6 separate regions of the Mus musculus genome follow, and regions 1, 2, 3, 5 and 6 are each linked to region 4. Evidence: chromatin loops called from intact Hi-C (ENCODE). Cell type or tissue: heart. All regions are shown on one strand.

Region 1 (4,000 bases), 120 kb before region 4:
AGAATTCAAATACAGGTTTATTTGATTCCAAAGTTCACATTCTGGGCCCCAGCACACTAAGGGGGTAGTGTTTGTGGGTAACAGAAGATGTATTGGTGATAAAGCTGGAGCAAAACATAGCATATTTACTCAGGTATTCCGCCCCCCAAGTCTCCACAGCCTCCCCACCACTCAGCCCCCTTTTATCAGACAGAGTGGAGGTGATGTCAGTCTCTCCCTCCCAGAAGGCTTTGCAGCCCGCTGAAGCCCTTTCCTTCAGGCTGAGCAGCAGCAGCATCCCCAACTGGGGCCATGTTATCATTCCATCTTGACCTCAAAGGAAAGAAAGTGAAGTCTGATACACACACACACACACACACACACTCTCTCTCTCTCTCTCTCTCTCTCTCTCTCTCTCTCACTCTCTCTCTCTCTCTCTCTCTCACACACACACACACACACACACACACACACACACACACACATGCACCATCACTCCAGGCCTGTTATCTTGCTGAATCTGCACCATCTCTCATGAAAGAGGCATGCTCTCAGCCTGATCTCACCAAAGAGGAAACAGCTCAGAGACCTTAGGTAACTAGTTCAAAGCCACACAGCTCTTGAGATTTAACCTTGAGATTCGGTCCCCAAATATCTGTTTCCCCCCCCCCCTCTGTGTCACACCTAACTCTGAGATCTTCTAGGTGCCTCCACCAAAGGTGTCCCTAAAGAACCAGTTCCCTGTAAGCAAACTGGTACTAGGCATGCTGGGTGAGAAGACCAACCTGTCGTCTGGGGTGGGAGTTGAGCATATCCAACTCCTGCTTCTAACATTTTAAGTTATTTGCAATCTGCAACCTTGCTTCTCACAGAGCCCCTTTCTTCCCCTCAGTCAGTACCACTTTACATTGCATTCCAAGTCTTTGCCAGCAGCGTCTCCTCTCCCATCTGAAGATCCCCCTCCCACTCCCTCACCCCCATCCCCTGCTCCTAAACTAGTACCCTCTTTCAGTCCTGGTCCTTAGAAAGTGCTCCTACACCTAGCACCTCCAACGGACTTTCTGGCTTCTCTCTAGCCACTGTGCTTCCATTCTGTGGCCCTCCCATACAGGAGCACTGCTTGCTCCTGTAGCTGAGAGCAAATTGCTCCGGGAGGATCCCGGACTCCTCATTAACAATGGTGCATAATAACAGCCCGTGTTTAATTGAGGACTCACCACGTGCCACTTGCGCACCGAGCACTTCAAACCTATTAACTCATTTCCTCTCCACAAAACCTTACAAAGTTGGTGGTACCGCTCTTGCTCACTTTACCAAACCACAGTGGAAAAGGACAGACAGAGATTAGCTAACTGGTCCGACGTTGTTACACAGCCAGTGACAACTTCCCTATTGCATCTCAGCTGAAAATAAAGCCCGGAAGAGTTCCAAGAAGCTCTGTGGTTCTTTGGCCCTGTAGCTTGCAGGACTGACCGCATCTCTTTCTGCTTTCCCCTACACACGAAGTAAGTCAGGTCTCCCTGCTGTGTTCCCAGATCTAGAAAATCAACCCATGTTCCCTTCTTTCCTGTTTCTTGTGGACCTTGTACCTTTTTTTTTTTTTTCATTGTTTATCAATTTGTTCTTTGTGACAATATTTTTGCAACAACCCCTCATGAGAATTTGGCAGATATAGAGGTTTTAAGAAGTGGACTCCGGCCGGGTAGTGGTGATGCACACTCTTTTTGTTTGTTTGTTTTATGTTTTGTTTTGTTTTTCGAGACAGGGTTTCTCTGTGTAGCCCTGGCTGTCCTGGAACTCACTTTGTAGACCAGGCTGGCCTCAAATTCAGAAATCCACCTGCCTCTGCCTCCTGAGTGCTGGGATTAAAGGCGTGGGCCACCACCGCCCGGAAATGCACTCTTTAATTCTAGCACTTGGGAGGAAGAAGCAGGCAGATCTTTATGAGTTCGAGGCCAGCCTGGTCTACAGAGCAAGTTCCAGAGCTACATAGTGAGACCCTGTCTCAGAAAAACAAAAGATAACAAAAAAACTACAAAGGAGGAGAAGGAAGAAGAGGAAGAGAAGGAAGAAGAGGAGGAGGAGAGAGGAGAAAGGAGGTGGAGGAGAAGGAAGGAGAAGGACGGTGGTAGACTACAGAGCAGGGGCTGTGTAAATGCATGCTTACTGTCCCAGAAGAGTCTAGGCCTAGCCTCCACTATAGAAAGAAAACTTCGCTGGGGGGGGGGGGGGGGGGAAGAGGAGGAGAAGGAGGAGGAGGAAGCAGAGACGGTGGTAGACTACAGAGCAGGGGCCGTGTAAATGCATGCTTACTGTCCCAGAAGAGTCTAGGCCTAACCTCCACTCTAGCAAGGAAGCTTCGCCTAGAGGAAGCTGAGAGGTTGGCTCTAGCATGCTGGTGGCCCTCTGAAAGGACCTTCGGGAGCCTTCGCGAAGGCCAGCAAGTGGGGGCAGGGCGTAGACGCGGACACACCCCCCGCATTTCCTCCAAGGTCCAGCAGAGGGCGCCGACCCACGCCCCGCTGCTCGCCCGGCAGGCCCCCTCGCGCAGGCGCGCCGCAGCGGGCGGAGGATCCGGGCCGCGCTTCCTCTCACCAGGCCTGCGAGCTTCCTCCCATCGGAGCCCGGGCGAGCTGAGGTTGGCCGCCGCCGCTGAGCCTGCTGCCTTCCTTGCGCTTCCGCGCCACCCTGCGCCCTGCCCCGGGGAATCCCACCGGGGTGGGGTCCGAGCAGGGCCAACCCGGGCCGCGCCGCCGTCGGGGCCGTCCCCGGGCCAGCCGTCCCTCCCGCCTGGCCAGCCTCTGGCCGCCCAGCCTCCGGGGTGTGGGGCTTAGGCAAGCCCTGCGAGCGGCGATCGAACGCCCGGGGCGGCCCCCCGGCGGCGGCGCGACGTCCCCAAACCGAACCTCCGTGGCCGCGTTCGGAAGCGGAACTCTGCCGGGGCCGCGCCGGCTACATTGTTTCCTCCCCCCCGGACTCCCTCCCGCCCCCTTCCCCCGCCTTTCTTCCCTCCCCGCCTGGGGCTGCGCGGCAGTCCCCCTGCCTGTCTGGCTCCCCTTCCCTCTCTTTTCGCATCCATACACCTCTTTGTACCGCACCCCCTGGGGACCCCTGTGCCCCTCCCCTCCCCCTTGGCCGCATGGACTGTCCTGCAGGCCACTGATGCCGCCCTCGGTGAGGAGGCCTGGACCGCAGTGCCCCCAGAGAGGTGAGTGCTGGGCAGCCCCAAAGGAGGTGGGTGTCCTAATGCCCCCTAGAAGGGAGGAGGTCGCTCGTCCCGCCTCTGTAGCCACCACCGCCGCGCCCACACCCATCCCCCCAACCCCCCACCTCCCAAACGGGTTCGAATTCTCCCGGGAATCACTGTCAGAACACTACTGGGAATGAGCCACAAGGGAGGTAGTACTACCCAGCACCACGAGAGAATTGGCTTAGGTCTGCAGAGTCCTACCTTCCCACCCCCCAACTCCCGTGAGGAGAGCAGAGTGGGAAGTGGCTGGACCCCGGAGGAAGAGAAGTGGTATGGGCCGGACTCCCGGGCGTTTGCCCTTTCCCGTTCAGGGCTTCCCTGAAGGTATCCTGGCTTGTCTGGTTCTGAACTCTACTTCAGTCGTTGCACAGAGGTTCTATTGGCTCCAAGCAGCCCAGGGCCATGCCACCTCCCTTTGTGCCTGATAGAAGGCCGGGTCCTTGAACTAAGCCTGTCACCCTTGACCTGCCAGAGGATCAGGCTTAAAGCAAGGGACCTCTGACCCTTGGGTGGAGAAACTGGGCAGGGCTTCCAGTCTGCGTAGAGGTGACACTGGGCATTGGTACTGTACCCCGTTCCCCCCACCCCCACCCCCAGCATCCTCATCAGTCTATTTTCCCAGGCTTCTCAGGACCCAGACCAGTTATTTGGAAGGGGTGTGTCCAGTCACTGGATCTTTGGAGCTTAAGTAGGAGTTTTTTTTTTTTTTTTTTGATCATTTTGTATAGCAGGGAACTGAGGCCCAAGGGGCAGGTCATATTCCAGGCTCCT
Region 2 (4,000 bases), 450 kb after region 4:
AGCCCAGATATTACTAGCTGGTCACTAGGGCTGACTGAATACTGTGACACTGGGACAACCAGAATCTGCAGCCCTCAGGGGGCGGAGATAACCCAGCGGAGGCCTTTAAATGTCACCGCCTGGGCAAGCCTCCGGAAGGCGGAGCATGAAGGGAAAATGTATACTCTATTGGTCGGGTAGATCCAGGGACATTTTAAACTGGAGGAAGAGAGGCTGAAAACCTCACACAGACCACTGCATAAATAAACCTTGAGTGTGCACTTACGTTCACAGAAGGAGTAAAAATTCCAGATTGTGTGAAGGATATGGTCTTAAGAATGACTGTTCAAGGGGAAGGGCTGTAATCGCAACCATTCGCGAAAGGGCAGGAATAGTCTGAATTTAGGAACCCTAAGGCCAGCCCTTCAAAAAAAAGGGGGGTGGGCATTCCTCCTTAGCAGAGTGAGTTAATGGCGGTCTCTAAGCCTTCTGGGTAAGTAACAATGCCTGAACACAAAAAGTGCTTTGAAATACCTAGTTCTTGGGCTGGTGAGATGGCTCAGCGGCTAAGAACGCCGTCTGCTCTTCCAAAGGTCCTGAGTTCAAATCCCAGCAACCACATGGTGGCTCACAACCATCCGTAATGGAATCTGATGCTCTCTTCTGGAGTGTCTGAAGACAACTACAGTGTACTTACATATAATACATTAATTAATTAATAATAATAATAATAATAAAGACCTAGTTCTTTTATTTATTCACTAGTAAGGCGTGGGCCCGATGCCGACCTTGCTTTGGGGAGGCTTTCGCTGTGCCATGAGAGGTTAGGTGGGATTAGTCTTACCGCATTCTAGAGCAAAAGGGGGAGAGGGAACCTCCCTAGAGTCGAGTGTCCCCAGGAGATACGACACCGGGGAACCGTTTCGTAAATCCAATACTGTCCTCCTGTAAATCCTGCGGAGACTGCCATAAACAAGTGTTGGCAACAGGTGGGTCTAACTCCTAGGATGGCTTCACGGCGTGAGGCCATAGTAAAGAGTTGTGAACTCCAAGAGTGGCCGACAGGTGGGAGCAGCCACACCGGTAGCCAAGCCAAGCCCTGTTCCAGGACAGTGCTCTAAAATAAGAAAAACTAGCCAAACCGTTCCAGGCTGAAGTAGCACTCCAAAACTGACAGATGCCTATCCTTAACTGAACTGCCTTACCCACCAGGCTGGGTACCTACCATACAATGTACAGCACTCCCACCACGGTATCAACAAACACCCCCGAATCCTTGCTAGAAATGAGCCTCACGGACTTCCCTTGACTGCAGCGACCGAGGTATCGTAGATCTTGCCAAAGGTTCCATTACTAGGTTGTCATAATCTTAGATTCCGCCGACTAAGGATCAAGATTGCCTTGCACAAGGAATTAAGGATGCGGCCAATGTCCAAGCTTTCTGAAACTTAAATTTAAGGAAGTCAAGGGGCACGGAGAAAAACAGCAAAAGTTGATCGGGCTGGAGGGTAGAACTCATTCCCTCCCCTCCGTGCAGCAGCCCTGGAGCGATGCTTTCTGGAGTAACAGCGCAATTGTCGGGCTTCACCTCGAAGGCTAGCCGATCCCTAGACTCGGAAGAATCTTTGTGTGCCTCCAAGGCTTTCCCCGCCCCCCTAACTAAGGGCGCGGAGCCTGAGACTTCCGGGCGGGAGGGAAGTTGCAGGGAGCTAAAAGGGCCTCAACCATGTGCTGAGCGCGCTCACGAGAAAGGGGGGGCAGGGAGGAGAACGTCTCCTCCTAGCTTACCCCAGAAGGGGAAGGCCTATCCAATTCGCCAATCAGAAACAGGGACGGGGGCTTGTACCTCACGTAAGCCCCAGGAATCCTCCCTCCGCCCTTCGAAGAAAAAAAATTTTAGCAACTTAAACTCCAGTCCAACCTCCCGATAGGCGGAGCTCTAGAGAATATCATCCAATGCATACACGAGAAGGGAAAGAGGGACTCGAATCCAACCAGTGAAAGACAAGAGAAGGCGGAGCCTCTGGAGAACCCAAAGTGGGTGGAAGAGGAAATGTCCCCGCCCCTCTCGGGTCCCCTCCAGGCCGGTTGCACAAGCTCCCTGCAAGAGATAGTAAACAGTCTTGGCCAGGCAATGGAGGCAGAGATGGCCGCGCATTTCGAGAACTGGCCCTGCGCCTGCCCTCCCCGCCTGCACCGCCACTGCACGCAGTTTGCTCCGGTGCCCCGCCTCTCGGCCCGCAGCCGCCATCCGGCTGACAGGCGCGCCCCTCCCCGCCCGCTGATGCATTTCCTTTTCCCTATTCCAAGCGTGGAGTCTGTTTTCCCAGTTTCCGACCTTCACTGCCCCTTTCAGGCCACCCCTTCGTGAGCGCGCGCGCGCACAAGGCTGCCCCCTCCCCGTACGCGGCCCTGTGGCACGCAGCGGCACCTCGCGGAAGAGGGAGCCCCGGCAGCACACACACTACTCAGGGAGGGGGAGCAGCCGCCGCGGCCGTGAGGTGGGCGGGGAAGGAGGCAGCTCCATGTTTGCGAGGGGATCAGCTGGGGCCGCGAATTGAATCCGCCGAGTTCCTAGAGCTTTTCTACACTCAGCAAGCGCTCCACGCCGGACCGCAGTCTAGCCGGTTCTGCAGCCGAGTACTTGCTAAAATGCCGTGTTCGGACACACCGGCAGCTCCCAGGCTAGTGGCTGGAACCTCTCCCGCCCCAAGTCTCCTCCGGCAAATACAGCCATTGCCCCCGCCCCCAGAGTCCTTAACAACCGCGGGCCCACGGTGCCCGCGCCTCCCCAGAGCGCGCCCACGACCCTTCCAAGTTTGCCGGCAGAAGCAAACGCTCAGGGCGGCCACTGCACTCGCCCAGCGTGGTTAGCGGAGAAAGACCGTGGGGCCCGGCTTGCTCTTAAACTCCAGCGGTCGACCAACTCCGGACACCGTGAGCTCGGTGGGCCCGACTGGCCAGGCTGCGGCCGCCGCCCCCTGCCGAGGCCGCTCGCCGCAACCAGGGCCCTCTTCCCTCTTTTTCTTCTTTATAATTATTTTTTAAAATATTTTTAAAGCATTTACAAGAGCAGTTGGTCTTCTGCTGGCCCATTCCCCAATGAGCTTCCTAAACCTATCGAAACCGACTGCTTGGTAAAATAAATTGGGCGGCGCGGCCGGCGCGAGGGCGACCCAGGCCGGGCCAGCCCCCTCCCCACCGTTCCAGCCCTGCTTGGAAACACACTACGAGCGGGCGGCGCCAAGCGCTCTCCTTCCTGGCCTGCCCCTAGCCTACCTCAACCGCGGGACTCCGAGCCTCCCCGTAGCTCTGTCTTGGGGACTGCAGCACCCACACAGACTTTGTGCAGCCAAAGCAAGCGACCAAAGAACTAGACCCCCAAAATACCGAAATTGGGGAGACCAAATTAAAAGCAGCTGTTTAACATACCTCCGGAACCAGGCGAGGAGTCCTGAATGAGAGGGAACGCCCCCCAGTATCTATTGGCTTTCCTGCGTATACGTCAGTCCCAATGGGTCCGCCTCCTCTCTCTCCCCGCCCCTTCCCCTTCATTGATCGCCCCTTGCCTCCACCGAAATAAAAATAAATAATTAAACTATCCACGAGTAAGAGTCGCCTCCAAAGCAGAGGCTCTTACATCTCTCACACCGCCACTTGGAGTTTTTCGAGGACTTCGGACTTAGGCCTTTTGGGATTTGGAGTTCCGCAGGGTGGAAGCTAAAGGAGGTGCATCTTAACTACACGGCCCCGGTTTCCTTCACACACAACCCATTTGGAGCTGGGTCTGGAGAAACCTGTAACAGTCTATGGCCCTACCACTTGGACGCATCATATCTCAGAAGCTAAACAGAGTCCGGCCTGGCTAGCATTTGGTTGGATTAGAGGTAAGTAGCGATTGGCTGCAACGTCTAGACTTTCCTGGCTGTTAAACGTGTGTCCAGTCTACATTGTAAGGTGCCTTTCAGCCATGAATTCCGAAAACCTGGAAAACTGGCACTTGTCTGAGCCGCTATGGGGT
Region 3 (4,000 bases), 240 kb before region 4:
CCCTGCAGCAGGAACCTGGCTAGTAGGCCTTCTTGACTCATCTTGCTACCCCCTCTTGGCAGCCATGATCGTATACCCTACCAGCGGAGGTACCGGGAACACCGTGACAGTGATACGTATCGGTGTGAAGAGCGGAGCCCATCTTTTGGAGAGGACTGCTATGGGTCTTCACGTTCTCGACATCGGAGACGGTCACGAGAGAGGGCGCCGTACCGTACCCGCAAGCATGCCCACCACTGTCACAAACGCCGTACCAGGTCTTGTAGCAGTGCTTCCTCGGTGAGTGGTGGCCAGAGTGTGCTAATAGGGGCCTAAAGGCCTCACCTCTTTCTCGCTTCTCTCAGGCTAGCTGGTCTGGGTGAGTACTGGCAACCCTGTGTACATACACCATTGTGGGTACACACATGAGGTGTGTGTGTGCGTGTGTGCTGTCTGGTATAGGACTGAGCAAGGATGGTATGCCTTCCATTTTCTGGCCCCTTGCCAGTGGCAACTATAAGGGCTCTGGCTCCGGCGTTGGCTGATTTCCAGCCTGTCTATATCTTTCCACTGTTCCATACACAGGCTACATGGTACACATGATTGGGACACACTTCTCAGGGCTGGTACTAAGATTGTTGTTTGTGGTTTGGGGCTATATGGCCTGGTCTTCTTCACATCAGGTCTGTCCCCATCGGGCCCACCCCATAGCTAAGTGCTTTGATGAGTGTGGATTTGACCTTCTCTGCAGCCTCATCTCCACAGTCCTCCTCTCCCAGAGGACCAGAGTCTGTTATTACCCAATAAAAAGGGGACACTTTACCAGTTAATTTTATTTTTCTTTTTTAAATGCTGGGAGTCCAACCCAGGGCCCATACATACGAGGCAGATACTCTACCACTGAACTGTATCACACCCCATTCCCTACACCTCCTCTTTGTTTTTGAAAGTCTTATGTATTCCAACCTAGCCTAAAACTCATGATCCTTTTCCCTCTACTTCCTGAGTGCTGGGCACCACCGCCTGGCTTCCTAGGCTTTTCTTTTTTTGATATGGGTCTTGAATTTCTGTGTTTACTTTTCCAAGTTGCTGGTCTGTAAGAGCACATCACTTTGCCCTGTCAGTCAGCTCAGGTTGGAAGCTTCTCATCAGACCTCCAGCCAGGCTCTCTTCTACCTTGTTCCTTTGTAGGTGTGCTACTTACGGTAAGGAGAGGCAGCTGTCTGCGTGGTGAGATCCCAGGCCTCACCTTGTTGCAGGCCACTTAAAGACCAGAGCTTGGCCAGCATTCTAGGGTGGTGTGTGGAACAGACCAAGAGCCCACACTGTATTCAATCCCATGGAAAAGGAAGGTCACTCGTGTTTACAAGGCTATGTGCTGTCTTCTCTTCTTCCTGTTTGTTCTCCCCGTGTTGTCCTCCTGCTGGCCAAGCGGCCTCTTAGTAGTGGTGGGTTTGGTGAAGGTATCTTCTCTACCCAGCGCTTGACCTGAGTGGTGTGAGCTGAAGGTTGACTTGCCGGTGAATCAATCATGGCTTGTGGCCTCACACAGTGCCGTATGCTGCCACTGGGTGGCAGTGCAAGTCTGGTGCTCTGCTTATTTTTGGTGCCCTCTGTCGTCGTGGGCTGGGTCTGGCTTAGGAGTGGCACAAGTCCTAAGGCCAGGTCAGGAGCTGGCTTGGGGCCTGAAGGTCGGCCAGCCCAAAGGATCTCAGCCAGGCTCATTTCCTGCTGGAGTTTGGTGGCAGGAGGGCTGCTGGCAGAAGTCTGTTTCTGGTAGTTGGTTAAGTCTGGCCAAGGATGTCATGTGGGGGCAGGTAGTAGCTTGGTTCTACGTGGCAGCTGTTGAATATGTTGTAAGGCTGTGTGGACCAGCAGAGGCAGGCAAAGAAAGGGTGAGCATACTGTTGCTGCTGAAGCCAGGATAGCCCTACAACCTGTCCAGAAGGCTGGACCCAGGTTGGGCCAGCCGCCTTTTTTGCGTCGTCTTCAGCTCTGGCCAGAGTCACGGGAGGGTCAGGGAGGGGGAGACTAGAAGAGGAGGGAGTCAGGGCTGTGGCTGTCCTCGGGGCCTGGCCCCTCTGTGTCATAGGCTGGACATCTTTCTGAGCATTTGTGGCACTCTTCTTAGAGATAATGTCCGAGTTTTCTTACATACCTGTAGCTGTTTTTGCTTTTCTGTTTTGAAGTCAGTTTGTGTCTTGACGTGTCCCTTGCAATATCCCTATCGTTATATATGCTGTGTGCCTTATGAAATGCTGGGATCTGGAAAATCCAACCAACCAACCCACCGGCTCCTCACCGTCTCCACCTCTGCCTTTGACTGACACCTCAATCTGTCAATCGGAACCGCCTACCATGCGATTGGTCGGATGGCGTTTCGGGGGGCGGTGCATGCAGAGAAGCCAACAGAGCAGTAAGCGCAGCAGCCGGAGTGTGGAAGATGACAAGGAGGGCCACCTGGTGTGCCGGATCGGCGATTGGCTCCAAGAGCGATGTACAGCCACCTTTCGTAAAACTTTACCTCTCTACTTTCTACCCCCCTTGTTAGATGAGACCTCTCCTGCGTGGAGGGGCCTCTAGTGCGCGTGGCGCCTTAGTGGGGCCACCAGTAATTGCCTGAATGACACAGACACTAGCAACTTCTGTTTTAAAGAGTGTAGCAGTGAGCAAGAACCTTTGTTGTTTTTGAGGATTTGAATGCTGTGAACTTGCAGGAGCTGCCACCCTCCTACCCTCCAGACTCTCATGCCCAGCTTCTTCTTTCTCACAGATGAGATCGTGGGGAACCTGGGTGAAGGCACCTTTGGCAAGGTGGTGGAGTGCTTGGACCATGCCAGGTGAGCGTGCTGGTACAAACATCCTTGAAAGAGCTAGTGCAGCTCTTTTTGGAGGGCCGCACCATTGCTGGATGTGTTGGGTTTGCTGATCTCATGAAATAAGGGAGGCATCCTTGGGGTTTGACAAGCCTGTGACATCACTACAAGAACTTTTAGCTAGTGTGTGCCTCCTCCCTGGTTACCCACTTCTCAGCTGTGGCATTGGATATGTGGCCCAGTGCTGCATCCCATGAGCTTTTGGATATTTTTGGCCAGGCTTCATCTATCTGGTTTCTTGGGCAGAGGAAAAGGTACATATAAGGTCCTGGGAACCTTTAAAGAATACAAAGGGAGTCAGTGCAGGGCCAGAGGAGGTGGACTTCATCTCTGCCAGCAGGGCCAGGGGCTTCCTTTGAAATGAGTTACATCTATGTTAAAGATAAGACGGCTGTGGGGAGGGACCTTGTTTCAGAAGGCTAAAGTAGTGGCCTCTCCCCTTGGCCAGAAGGTTGAGGATGCTGCTGGCTTGGCCTGATAGTACTTTTGCCCCTCCCATGTCTTCCTGAGAGATCCCAGCCGAAGGAAATGAGACTTTGGCCTTTCTCACCAAACAGCTACCAACTACCCCAGTGCGGCTAGGGTCATGAGTAGTCCATGCTGGCTGGGAAGGCAGTACCTGTATGTGCCATAATGCTGGGGCCAGATCATTCTCTCCAATCCTAGCAGTATAACACTTACTGCTTATCATCTGTCAGCCTAGAGTCTGCTTCCTTCCCTGTAGCTGTATGTTAGAGAGGCAACCCTCTGGAGAGCCAGTTCCTGCCTTAATAATCTCTAATTGCTTTAGTTACAGAGAACTGGTATCCTCATTTGAGCTATGCAGGGCACCGCTTCAGAAATGAAATATGAAGATGCTCGGGAGTTGCCCAAGTTACACCTCAGCCATTGATGACAGAGCTGGGCTTGCTGTTCTTGGTCTCCCACATTAAGTGAGCTGCTCAAAAAAGACCATTGCACCCAAAATCAGCCATCCCCTCAGCTATGAGATGAAGTGCTAATGAGAAACTTCCTCCTGCACCCATTTTCTATTCAACCATTTCTAGGTTCTTCATCATGAACCTAGAATGAGTATAAAGGGACACATACACACAGTCCTGTGACCAGATGTAGACAGGACAGGTCCAGGAACTCTAACCTAGGAA
Region 4 (4,000 bases):
GCCACCCAAAAGGATATGGCATTCGCCTAGAAAAAGCCAACACTATGACTTTAGAAAAATAAATAAAGTAAGGGGCTCATTAATCTTTTGTGTTCACATTTGGTTAAAACAGATAGTTTTCTGCTTGATAATCAGGCCAAAAGGTCCCAAGAATAGTCCCTTTTGGCACTGGTAATTCTAGGAATGAGGGACAGAAGCAAATGATATACAAGTTGCATTAACAAGTTAGACACCAGGGTGATTGAGGGCGCAAAGCCAGACACAGACCTTGATTGAGGACATAAGGTTAAGCACTAGCAAGCAATACAAAGTGCTATGCTACTTAAACTCAGCATTTTACCAAGAGAAGAAGAAAACAAACAAACAAACAAACACCTATCTTCCACCCTTCAGGGTCTTTCAAGCTCTCAGGGTAAGGATGCCAGGATTTTATAATTTCAAGGGTTGACTAGAGTTTTATTTAAAACATTAACTTAGGAGTTTAAGGGCATCCTGAGATTCAAGGGCTAGCCTGAGCTCATGAGACCCTGCCCATGAATGAAAGAAAAGGAAAGGAAAGGAAAGGAAAAGAAAGGAAAGGAAAGGAAAGGAAAGGAAAGGAAAGGAAAGGAAAGGAAAGGAAAGGAAAGGAAAGGAAAGGAAAGAAATCAGGAACTGGGAAGATGGCTCAGCAGAGTTTGGCTACCTAGGCCCACATAAAATGCTAGGTGTACATGCTGTCCCAACTATAATTCTGCTCCCAGAAGGCAGAGGATTCCCAGCGCAAACTGGCTAGGGAAACTAATCCTACAAGCCTAGCTTAAGAGAGCTATAGAGTAGCTCAACCTATGGGTCTGGACCCCCACTGGTCCCATATCAGGTATCTTGCACACCAGATATATACATTACAATTCATAACAGTAGCAAAAATACAGCTATGAAGTAGCAATGAAATAACTGTTATGTGGGGGTCACCACAACATGAGGAACTGTGTTAAAGGGTTGCAGCACTAGGAAGGTTGAAAAACTGCTAACAGAGGATGCACCCCAAAACCACCACAACCACCCTGCCACATCTCTTCCTTTTATTGGAACAGGGTTTCAACTCTGTACACCACACTAACCTGCTCTTCTTCCTGGCTTCTTCAGCCACCCTAGCTGTAAGCCACCATGTCCAGCTTCCTCCTCCTCCTCCTCCTCCTCTCCTTCCTCCTGCTCCCCACATCTCCCTTGGCTGTGCTGTTAGTCCAGGCTAGACTGGAACTCAAAAATCTGCCCACGTTTTAAGCACTGGGACTGAGGGCACATGTGCCACCACACCCTGCTTGCCTTTTTCACTGTCCATTACAAAAACGATCTCATACCAGTAACAAGTCTCAACCTAAAAATGAAGTGCATCACAATAAACCAAGTATGTTTAGAAATTTTCTGCCAACCATGAACCAAATATAGGACACGTGAACCCGACTTCAAAGCCTAGGTATGGAATAGCCTATAAGACATCCAGTGACAAAATTGATTAATGTGCAAGAGGTACCTAGCAGTCTCCATTTTATTATTTAGCAAGGCATGACCATATTAAGCCTTTGCGCCAGGCAAGAGTTGCAGTATCAAATGTAAACTTCAGAGCTACCAAAAACATTATTTTAACTTTAGAAAGGCTTAAGATCAATTAGTATACAAGGTCACACAGCTAAAGAGACACTATTTACAACCAATACTGCCCCCTTGTGGAAGTATTTAGGTATAAAGGAGAATCACCTAAAAGCCTTTGTTTCTGAATTGCACACCAGGGGGTGAATAGAAAGCCTGGAAGAGAAATCTAGACAAGAACTTAAATAACAATAAACTGTAGTCCTTTTCAGAACTTCCTTAAAAGAAAAAAAAGGAAGAAAATTTCCCTGTTTCATAAGAAACTCCCAAAGTTCAATGCTCCTTCTCCCCCAAAAAAGAGAAATAAAAGAAAAAGCAGAAAATTTCCTTTAAAAATATTTTAGTTGGGTGGTGGTCCATGCCTTTAATCCCAGTTCTTGGGAGGCAGAGGCAGGCAGATCTCTATGAGTTTGAAGCCAGCTTGGTCTACAGAGTGAGTTCCAGGACAGCCAGGGGTACACAGAGAAACCATGTGTGTGTACACGTATAATCTCAGCTAAGTGTGTATGGTGTTACACCTATAATCCCAGGACTCAGGAGGCAGAGGCAGAAGGGCTACTACAAATTTGAGGCTAGCATTAATCACACAGTCAATTCCAGACAGTACCCCAACTCAAAAGTCAGAAATAAAAAAATCTCGAGATATTTATCTATATGGGAAAAGAAAAAAAAGCATTTGTTGCCTTAGCAAATAAGACACAAAAAAGCAGCAGGATAACTCAAATTTAACTGAGAAAGAGAAAATAGCTCCATCACTAACAAAAAGGTCAGTTTCCCAAGGTAGGCATCAGTTTCTTCTGTAAAATATGAGCATCTACTTGGTTTCTCTTTTTGATTTTACTTTTTATGTATTTTTGCCTGCATTATGTGTATGTACTTCTTGTGGGGTGCATAAGGAAGTCAGAAAAGGGTGCTGGGAATCGAACCTGGGTCCTTTGCAATGACAAGTACTCTTAACCTATGAGCCCTTGCACTCCCCAGGTTTCCTAAATGCATTCCAAAGCTGAGTGTGGTGGCACACACCCGTGGTCCTAGGCATTCCAGAGGTGGATGCAGGAGGACGATCATGACTACACAGCTACTTTTGAGTCCACCCTTGACTATCTAAGATGCTATCTAACCTCTTCCCACCAAAAAATCCTAAACTCCCTACAGTCGACTCTCTTGTTGTTAATACAATGCCTTACAAAAGACAAACTAAATGAAGCCAAAAAAAAATTCTTTAGGTTCCAGTAATCAAGGAAACAATTTTGGAGTGTCTGAGGCCCTTCTTTGTGTGTGAGGCCATGGCTAGACTGGAACACAAAGAGATCCACCTTTTTCTTTTTCTTTTTTAAACCTCCCTGTGAGTGTTGGTCCCAACGTACCTGGCTAAGTTATTTTTATATCTACACACATGAACTAAATCTCATAAAACACTAATGTATCTCAGACCAGGATCCAAGCACACAACTACTGTGATTAAAGTATAATGCCTGTGCCGGGTGTGGTGGCTCCCAAGGTTAATCCCTGCACTTAGGAGGCAAGAGGAATGCAATAAGTTCCTCGATAGCCCTTTTAGTACCATTCTGAGTTCTAGTCTAGTCTGGGCTATAGAGGCCCTGTTTCTAAAATAAAATACTCCTATTTATTTTAGGCCGATGCCGGCCTGGTTTACAAAGAGTTCCAGGACAGCCAGGCTACACAGCTGACACATACCACAACCAAACAAAACCAAAAGTAAGATAGATGTACCGTGCTAAGTGGAGAGGGTCTGAGAACACACCAAGTGGCAGAGCAATTATCTAGCAATGCAGGGCCCTTGGTTCCCCCTCAGCAATGGGGGTGGACAGTGATGGGACACAAAATCTCCTGATCACACAGAAGGGGAAACAAGCAACCAAACATAATACTTCATAAGTCAGCACTGAAGCTTCTCATTTTAAACGGGTGGAGGGGAATCCACGAAGCTTTCCCATGTTTGTACACCCAGTATTCCTCAGTATTTGGTACCCAATCTTGTAAACGTTATCATTCTTTCCATTAATATTTGTCAATGTTCAGGCTCTCTTACAAGCCGCAAGAAACCACACTTTAAATTATCTATTTGAAACGCAGGGCTAAAATGTGGCTCAACAGTCCTCAAACGTGGCCGTACCCAGTTATGAAGGTGACACAAAAATGCCAGCAGAGAATTGCCTGATCAGGGCTAAAAGGGTATTGTGTCCCACTGGGGAATCAAATTGTGTTCTAGGAAACGCAGAGGCGGGCGGCGCGCCCGGAGGCTCAATGTCACCTTCGCCAAGATGCCGCAGGCCGGCGGGGGCCACTCCCGGTCAGGTGGCTGCGGGGTCAGCGCAGGGAACGGTCACGGCCCAGAGACTGAAAG
Region 5 (4,000 bases), 590 kb after region 4:
TGAGCCATCTCTCCAACCCTAGTTTTACTTTTTAAAAAATTTTGTTTGTATGAATGTAAATGACGTACCATGCATGTGGAAGGGTCGGCTCTCTCCTTCCACCATGTGGGTTCCAAAACTAAATTCACACTGTCAGCCTGAGCAGCAAGTGCCTCTCTCCCCATTGAGCTATCTTGCCTGGCTCACTAGCAAGGAAGAGGAAGCACATAAAATCTGAGCCTCATCAGTGCACACTGTAATATTAGCACTGGAGAGGCTGAGACAGGAGGATCACTTCTAGTTCCAGACCAGCTTGAGCTTCAAATCAAAACCGGTCTCAAAAGAGAGAGAGAGAGAGAGAGAGAGAGAGAGAGAGAGAGAGAGAGAAGAAAAATAACCCCTACACAAATACCTTAATCTGCCAGACTCTGAATTCTATTTTGTATTTGGTCTGGGATAAAACTTGGTGCTCTATTTACCAGTTCTATTGCTTTATGGTTTTCCTTTTGCTTCTGCTGCGTTTTTTTTTTTTTTTTTTTTAAAGTCCTAAATTTCTCTGCATAGCCCTGGTTGTCCTCATGTCGACCAGGCTGGCCTGGAACTCAAAGATCTGCCTGCCTTAACCTCCTAACTGCTGGGATTAAAGGCTGTGCCAGCACTACCTCGCCCTTTTGCTTGTTTTTTTTTTTTGGGGGGGGGGGTGTCCTTAACTCTGAAGCCAGGACCTTGAAGAACATCTGTTTTCAGGAACCTCCTGGGTCCCTTCTAACCACTAGCTGGCCAAACTACAGGGCGATCATTTCCTTAGGCAAGCAAACACTCCAGGACTTTAATATGGTATTTCCTGGGGCTGGAATATCAACAGGAAGTCTTGTGGATAAAAGCTCTGCCAAAACATTCATTCCGAGAAAAGGACTGGTTAAGTGACAAATCTGCCCAGCTTGTACAACATCCTGCAACCTCCACGTGAGGCTCCAAAGCCTCACGCCTTCAACCCTTTTCCTGCCCTTAGGCTCTTCAGCTAGCAAGATAATAGATATGGCTATGTAGGACCCTAGGTAAGAAGAACGACCAGACAAAAATGTGCACTTAAACAACGTCGGTGGGACATTTATTGGCATTAGGAAAGGGTTTCTTTAAACGATATAAATATACTGAACTCAAACTCTCCATCCAGACGGTCCTATTTCAAGATGAAAGCAAAGGGGAAGAGGTAACATTCCTGCTTCTACACCACAAAGTTTAAGGCACAAGAAGCTAGCAATCCCCAGTGCGGTACAAAACTGCTTCCCACTGTCTCTCAAGACACAGTCACTTAATTGTCAGTCCAAATTCTAGGAAAAATTCCCAGTACACCGGGGCAATCCTCCCCATCCCCGGTTCAGTGACCTGTAGCTGAGAAGCCAGGACAAGAAGACTCGCTAGGCATCTAGATCAAAGTCATCGCGCTCCTCATTGTACTCCAACACGTGCCGCTTGATCTTGGATGAGTCCACCCAGGTGACAAAGTCCTCCATGCTGCGAGTGACGAGAAAGGCGGGATCAGTGACCACGTCTGGGCCCACGCGGACATGACCCTGCTCCACAAAAGCCACAGCAGCTTGGAGATGCTGCGCCATGCGTAGCTTGAGGAGCAAAGTAGGCAAGCGGCGGCGGCAGAAGGACGAGGCCGAGACGGAGTCGCAGAGTTCCAGTGAGCCGCGCGTGGGCACCAGGCCCATAGCGTACAGCTTGTCCAACAGCGCCGCCGAGGCGCGCACGCGGAATGGGTCGCGTTCCGGCAGGTCGCGCAGGCGCCGCGCCAGCTCGCGCACCGCTCGGCTCAGCTGGTTGTAGCGCGTGTACTCCTCGCGCCGCTGCAGCCGGTACCGCCGCAGCACACGCAGTTCGTGGAGGTTGTGGTCGGTGACTTCCCAGTTTAGGAAGTCCACCTGTTTCAGCAGCTTCTGCTCGTGGAACTTAAGCTTCCGCACCATGATGGAGAATGCGGGAGAAAGGGAATACGTTGAAAATCTAGCGTAATTTCCGCCTCGACGTAGAAAGACCCCGCCTCTAGATCACTGGACCAATCAAAAGATTGGTTAAAGACACGCCCCCGGTTTTTCATTCGTCCAACTCTGGAACTTCCTGTTTTGAAAGGGGAGCGGGGGAGAAAGAATTGCGGAAGGAGAGCCGTGTCCTGCGAATACACTTTTCCTTGCATGCAGTGCGTATGCAACTAGTCTAGTCCAGTGTTGTGTTTTGTTTTTAAATATTTATTCATTTACGTATTTTGTGTATATGATTGCTCTGTCTTCATACCGGAAGAGAGCTTCAGATCCCCTGTTTGTGGTTTTCCTGGGAATTGAACTCTGGACCTTTGGAAGAGCAGTCAAGTGCTCTTAACCGCTGAGCCATCTTGGCAGCACCTAGTTTACTCTCAGAGTTCTGTCTTTGGTGACTGAAGAGAGTCTGCTCCGTCAATAGCTGTAGATGTCAGTTTCCAGAGAGAGAGGTTACTGCCTTTAAAAGAGTTGTCTCATAGTTTTGGTTGTGAGCCTATTATTTAATGGCTGAGCTATCTCTCCAACTCTGGAAAGATGGCTTAGCAGTTAACAGCACGGCTGCTCTTCCGGAGGTCATGAGTTCAAGTCCCATCGCCCACATAGTGGTTCACAACCATCTATAATGTGATCTGATGCTCTTTTCTGACATGCACATGTACATGCAGCTAAGAGCACTGATACACATAAAACAAATCTTTTTTTTTTAAAGCATACACAACTTTAGAAGAGTGGAATGCTAATAAATAAATAAGAGGATTATCTCTGTCAAAAAACGTGATTAGAACTCTGCAAATGTCTCAGTTCCAGTGGTCCCCAGAGTTGACAAATAGTCCCATCCTGGCCAGCATGAGATCTGTCACTGGACTGGCAGTAGTACCAAACAATCAGGATTGGAAGCATTCCTGCCTCTTATTTTTTTGACACAGTTTCCTTAGGTAGCCCAGGTCAGCCATGAATTCACCACAATATAACCAGATTCAATCCAAAAGGATGAGATTATGAGTGAGCATGTGCCACCATGGCTGTCTTACTTTATTTTATTTTTTGAGACAGAATGTCTCTAGTACTATCTGTCCTGGTAATTTTTATATAGACCAGGCTGTCCTTAAACTCAAAGAGATCCATTTACCTCTGCCTCCAAGTGCTGGAGTTAAAGTGTTACTCAGGTATGTCTGGAGATTGTTTCTGCAATCCTCAGTGACTGATGGTACCCATCAATGATGAGAAATTCAGAGTGTAAGTAGGAGTCCTAACCTTCATCTGTAAGAGGTGAACAGTCTGGTAAACAATTCCTGTCTGAAATCACAGAAGCAGAACGAAGGCCAGAAGAATTTCTACTGAGCCCCTACCTGTTGGGGTAACCTCCTGACACACAAACCATATCAGTTATGAAGGTGTGTCTCTCTACTCTCTATTGCTGTAAGTGAGGCTGGCAGGATATATTGTATTGTCACTTCTACAGCCCACAATGCATGCTTTCTATGTGTCGCTTCCTCATCTACCCCAAAAGATGATTTGCTGAGATTATCACGTTGAAAAGCAAGCTATGAACTTCAGGAGCATGTGAAGGGGTTGGTCCTGCAGATCCAAAGCTGCAGTATCTCCATGGCACCTGGTGTGGTGGTTTGAATATGCTTGGCCCAGGAAGTGGCACTATTAGGAGGTGTGGCTTTGTTGGAGGAAGTGTGTCTCTGTGGGGGGTGGGCTTTGAGAGATCCTCCTCCTAGCTGCCTGGAAGCCAGTCCTCTTTTATTTGCTTTCTGAACAAGATGTAGAACTCTCAGCTCCTCTGTCGCCATGCCTGCCTGGATGCTGTTATGTTTCTGTGATGATGATGGACCGAACTTCAGAACCAGTAAACCAGCTCATATTAAATGTGGTCCTTTATAAAGGGTACCTTGGTCATAGTGACTGACCACAGTAAAGGCCTAACTAAGACAGATGGCAACAACAGTATGTCTGAGAGGAGTCAGTTC
Region 6 (4,000 bases), 130 kb before region 4:
CTACCTTCCACCAATCCGAAAACTAAGAATGCCATCAGACAGCATCTGAGGCTGATAGCCGAGATGTCCCCAATTTGCTGTAACCGCCTACCTTTATGAACTCACCCATGATGTGAAAAGTGTTATGACTTTCTTAGTTCTATATTTAAAACTTCACAAAACTTACTGCCACAATGGACCATGGAGTTTGGGGGGAGCCTAAGTCTCCGTTCCTAGGCTGAAATAAATTCTTTCATATTTCCCTTGAGGAAAGAGGTCGTTTTTTACATTTTCTTCAAGATTTGCCCTCTTTTTAATTACATGTATGTGAGCATATCCACAGGTATATCCACCCAAGTGCAGTGCCCACCATAGAGGCCAGAAGTGTGGGAGGCCCGGGAATTGGCGCTGCAGACACCTGTGAGTCCCCTGCTGCAAGTGCTAGAAGTTGAAGTGGAGTCCTCAACAAACCCCTCTCAGTCACTCATCTCCAGCCCTGGTGTTTGCATTTGCTTGGCTTGTTTCTCACACCCACAGCTGATCCTGGGTTTGCTGGCAGCTCTTGCTGCTGGCAGAGAACTGCCGGACAGCGTACGACGCCCCAGTCTGGCACCAGTGCCCTGAGCTGCCTCTCAAAGGGCTCGGGTCAAACCACATTTTCCAAAGCAAGCTCAGAGAGGACTCTAAAGCCTCTTTCCTGCCCACCTTCCGGACCCTTCTCTGTTTCTCATCTGAGGGCCTGAGACGACAGGAGTCAGAACCTCCTACCCAATTTCCAACAGGCTAGGAGCACGAGTGGCTACCATATGATAAATGGGAGTGGGGTGGGCAGGCAGGAGGCAACCATCTCCTCCTACTCATGGCTCCTCTCTGCCAACCAAAACAGCTAGTGGGGGCTCTGGTTTCCACAGCTACCATCCGAGGCCTGTTGTGGGGCAGGAGAAAGCGCAGGTTTGCACAGTTCTGTCAATCAGCCTCACCATCCAAAGACAATCTAGATGCTCCCGTTTTATACGAAGGATCGTGATCAAATGATAATTTAAAAACCATGCAGCGCCCCGGCAGTGGTGGCGCACGCCTTTAGTCCCAGCTCTTGGGAGGCAGAGGCAGGCGAATTTCTGAGTTCGAGGCCAGCCTGGTCTGCAGAGTGAGTTCCAGGCCAGCCAGGGCTATACAGAGAAACCCTGTCTGGAAAAATCAAAACCAAAACAACAACAAAAACCATCTAGCACGCAGTAAGTGCTCAACAAAGTGCCCTTCTCACCTGTCCTCACTCAGAAAAATCCTGGGATTGCCAACAGTGCTGGTGCCAGGAGCCAGTATGGCAGTTGCCTTAGGATCAGAAGCAGCCCAAGGAAAGGAACCCAAGATGTCCTGCCACCCAGCACACCCATGTGCTGACCTGGCTGTGTCCCTTCAGGAAGGGGGACCCCCTGTAGATGGAAACGCCCTTCCAAAATGCCCTTCTAAAGCCACCCAGAGTCCTTGGCCGTGGTTTCTGGAAAGGCTTGTTCCCTCCATCCCGTGGAAGGATGATTAGTGCTTCAGAACTTTATGGAAAGGACTTTATCTTCTTCTCGGTCCAGGCTGGCTCTGGCCAGTACAGGCCCTGATGTTAGTCTAACCTGCGACGGCGTCTCTGCAGGCTCCTAACTGCCTAGCTTCCCAGAACGGCAAGCACTGTCTGACAGACTATCCCAGCGCTTGGTCTGGCACCTTGGGGCAGGGTCATGTGACTTTGCCCTTCCTGGGGCCTCTTCTCTTGTTCTTCCCTTTGTGGGTCTGAGCTTTGGACACCAGAGGGCGCTGTTGCCTCTCGGATCTGATGAGACTAGTGGCTGTCTCATTATCAGAGACAAACATAATTCTAAGAGAAATCAGGAGAAATGTGAGGGCAGCGTAACAATGGCGTAATTCTATCGTCTCCCCTTGAAGTGTAATCCCATCAGTTGAGAGGGTGAGGCAGGAGGATTGCCACAAATTTGCTAGCCAGAGCAAACTCTGATGTCTGGGGCTACAGAATCAGAGTCAGAGTCAAAACATTAATAATATTATCATTAATTGTGCTGGTATAATAATCACTTGCCTTGCTTTTAGTTTTGTTCACTTGTTGTGACAGGCTTATGTAGCCCAGGCTGGCCTCCTACTTACTATATGTAGCTGATAATAACTTTGAATCCTGTTCTTCCTACTTCTGTCTCCTTAGTGCTGGACTACAGGCATGTATATATATATTTTTTTAATAATAATTTATGAAGGAGATGAATGAGGTGGCACATGCCTTTGATTCCAGCATTTGGGAAGTAGAGGCCGGTAGATCTCCATGAATTCAAAAGCAACCTAATCTAAGTAGAGAGTTCCAGGACAGGCAGGGCTAGAGAGCCCTCATCTCAGCACAACAACAAATGTAAGGAAAGCCTAATGACACCCAGTTACTTGGGGTCTGAAGCAGAGCCAAGAGCTCAAGGCTTGCCTGGGCTACAGAATGACTCCAAAGCCACCCTGGGATGCTTAGTGAGATACTTTCACATTGAAAATACAGGGGCTTGAGAGATGGCTCAGTGGATAAGGATACTGGTTGAGAGATGGCTCAGTGGTTAAGGATACTAGTTGCTTTAAAGATACCATTATCTCTTCCAGAACCTGGGTTCAATTCCAAGTACCCACTTGGCAGCTCATAACCACCCAAAAGTTCCCTCTTTTGGCCTCCAAGGGCACTAGGCATGCAGGTGGTGGACAGACAGACAGACACGCAGGGAAAAGGCCTGTACACACACAAGCAATAAATTAAATTTTCAAAAATGTCCCGTGATGTAGCTAAATGGTGGATAGAGCACTTGCTTGTTCTGTGTGAGGAGCCTGGGCTCCATCCCGGGTACCAAGAACAAAAAGAGAAAGAGAGAATGTAGCACCTGCCACTGAGACGAGACCTCACCTCATCTTCTATAGCCCCAGTCCGTGGAGCGGGCTGCCCTGGGGTAGCTAGCGATCAGGATCTAAGTCACAACCAACAGAAAGCGACCTCTTCCAACATCAGCAAGAATTAAATAAATGCACTGCTCCTAAAAGAAACAGCAGCAGCCAGAGCCACACTGGAAAGGAGACAGGCGGCTAGGAAGAAGAGGCCTCCCGTGTGGTGTGAACAGGATGCGGGCCCTGGTCTCCTCCTTCTGCTGGGGAGAACAATCTCCAAGTCCTGGGGCACGGCTTCCCTTCCTTTTCGCATCCCCACTCTAGCTGTCTGGAAGCGAACAGCACAGGGAACCGACCAGCTGCTCCAGGCTGTGTTTCAGTCACGGGACATGGGACATCCGTTTCCCCTTCAATCTTTCACTCTGGCACAAGTGAAGCCCCCATCCCCAAGGCCCCCCGGGGGGGGGTGCAGGAGGATGGGGACAGAACAGTCCTTGCACCTGATCAGCAAGTTTGCCTTCTCTTTGACGGTGCCTCTCATTGCTAACTGGCCCCATGGAAGAATGGTGCTACGGAGTAAGAGGTGACAAACTACTAGCTTCTGCGAGCACAGCACTCAGGGCTGCCAGACAACAGGCTTGGGGAGGCAAACATGGCCTTAGGGGTCAGGGCGGACAGTTTCTGGGGGCTTGAGAGGCAGGTCTCCAACCACAACTGACCTTGACTAAAGAGAGAATTGAGTGGGGACCGCCAGCCCCAACAACTCCCGCCAAGTTATCCCCATGCCGGGAGGAAGCTCCTGGAGGGCAAGAGGGTAGTTATGGCTGGGCTCCAGGAAGTCGGACAGAAGGCAGGCAGGCGTGGAACTCCTCCTTGGATCCGGGGTCCTAAGACCTATGGCGGGCATGACAGCCAGAGAGCTCAAGGCGAGTTTGCTCACTAATTTTCAGGTGTGTGCTACTTGAGGCTTTGTGCCACCTGCCGATGGAGTCAGAAGGAAAAGAACCAGTCCCTGTCCTCGCTGGTTCCCTGCCACTCGGAGGAATCACTAAGCGGCTTAAGGATCGAAGGCAAAAGGCTTTTCCTTCCAGGCCTGCTGGAGCCTGTG

What was found. A loop is a pair of places that touch in the nucleus more often than their neighbours do. Peaks named below come from ENCODE experiments on the same cell type or tissue, not always from the same donor. Only the 100,000 strongest peaks of a DNase experiment are listed, where the experiment ranks them.
Region 1: a loop joins it to region 4, with 2.3 times the contacts of the local background. A loop is called at or near these places in 19 of 42 quality-filtered maps.
Region 2: a loop joins it to region 4, with 2.9 times the contacts of the local background. A loop is called at or near these places in 5 of 42 quality-filtered maps.
Region 3: a loop joins it to region 4, with 3.0 times the contacts of the local background. A loop is called at or near these places in 8 of 42 quality-filtered maps.
Region 5: it touches region 4 in a loop (2.8-fold over the local background); 2 of 42 quality-filtered maps call a loop at or near these places.
Region 6: a loop joins it to region 4, with 5 times the contacts of the local background. A loop is called at or near these places in 19 of 42 quality-filtered maps.

The regions. Positions count from the first base shown.
Region 1 is chr9:57,644,182-57,648,181 of GRCm38, reverse strand. Csk (c-src tyrosine kinase) reads left to right here and starts at 2,529. Exons shown (of 13, transcript NM_007783.3): 1 at 2,529-3,187. In heart, a CTCF peak has its summit at 2,477 (motif pointing right); DNase peaks (open chromatin) are centred at 1,311, 2,501, 3,101 and 3,671; H3K4me3 peaks cover 1,923 bases; H3K27ac peaks cover 1,974 bases.
Region 2 is chr9:57,071,475-57,075,474 of GRCm38, reverse strand. Gm10658 (predicted gene 10658) reads left to right here and starts at 3,509. Exons shown (of 3, transcript NR_045886.1): 1 at 3,509-3,866. 2700012I20Rik (RIKEN cDNA 2700012I20 gene) reads left to right here. Exons shown (of 2, transcript NR_152107.1): 2 at 1-272. It also overlaps a transcript of Sin3a not described here. In heart, CTCF peaks have their summits at 1,029, 1,879 and 2,421; DNase peaks (open chromatin) are centred at 104, 1,934, 2,334, 3,464 and 2 weaker places; H3K4me3 peaks cover 4,000 bases; H3K27ac peaks cover 3,848 bases.
Region 3 is chr9:57,757,103-57,761,102 of GRCm38, reverse strand. Clk3 (CDC-like kinase 3) reads left to right here. Exons shown (of 13, transcript NM_007713.5): 3 at 63-279; 4 at 2,380-2,476; 5 at 2,753-2,819. Among named protein-coding and RNA genes, the nearest start is that of Clk3, 6.0 kb to the left of the region's middle. In heart, a CTCF peak has its summit at 1,543 (motif pointing right); DNase peaks (open chromatin) are centred at 320, 1,632, 2,352 and 3,328; H3K4me3 peaks cover 259 bases; H3K27ac peaks cover 1,886 bases.
Region 4 is chr9:57,521,683-57,525,682 of GRCm38, reverse strand. All of the region lies in intron 1 of Cox5a (cytochrome c oxidase subunit 5A), which reads right to left. Among named protein-coding and RNA genes, the nearest start is that of Cox5a, 2.5 kb to the right of the region's middle. In heart, CTCF peaks have their summits at 1,523 and 1,722 (motif pointing left); no DNase peak of the experiment used is centred here; H3K4me3 peaks cover 2,205 bases; H3K27ac peaks cover 1,379 bases.
Region 5 is chr9:56,935,462-56,939,461 of GRCm38, reverse strand. It overlaps Imp3 (IMP3, U3 small nucleolar ribonucleoprotein), which reads right to left and starts at 1,962. Exons shown (of 1, transcript NM_133976.2): 1 at 1,064-1,962. The coding sequence starts at 1,955. The coding sequence ends at 1,401. In heart, CTCF peaks have their summits at 771 and 1,717; DNase peaks (open chromatin) are centred at 821, 1,781 and 2,071; H3K4me3 peaks cover 2,579 bases; H3K27ac peaks cover 1,606 bases.
Region 6 is chr9:57,653,698-57,657,697 of GRCm38, reverse strand. No RefSeq gene overlaps it. Among named protein-coding and RNA genes, the nearest start is that of Csk, 10 kb to the right of the region's middle. In heart, a CTCF peak has its summit at 1,758 (motif pointing right); DNase peaks (open chromatin) are centred at 547 and 1,747; H3K4me3 peaks cover 427 bases; H3K27ac peaks cover 487 bases; H3K27me3 peaks cover 1,558 bases.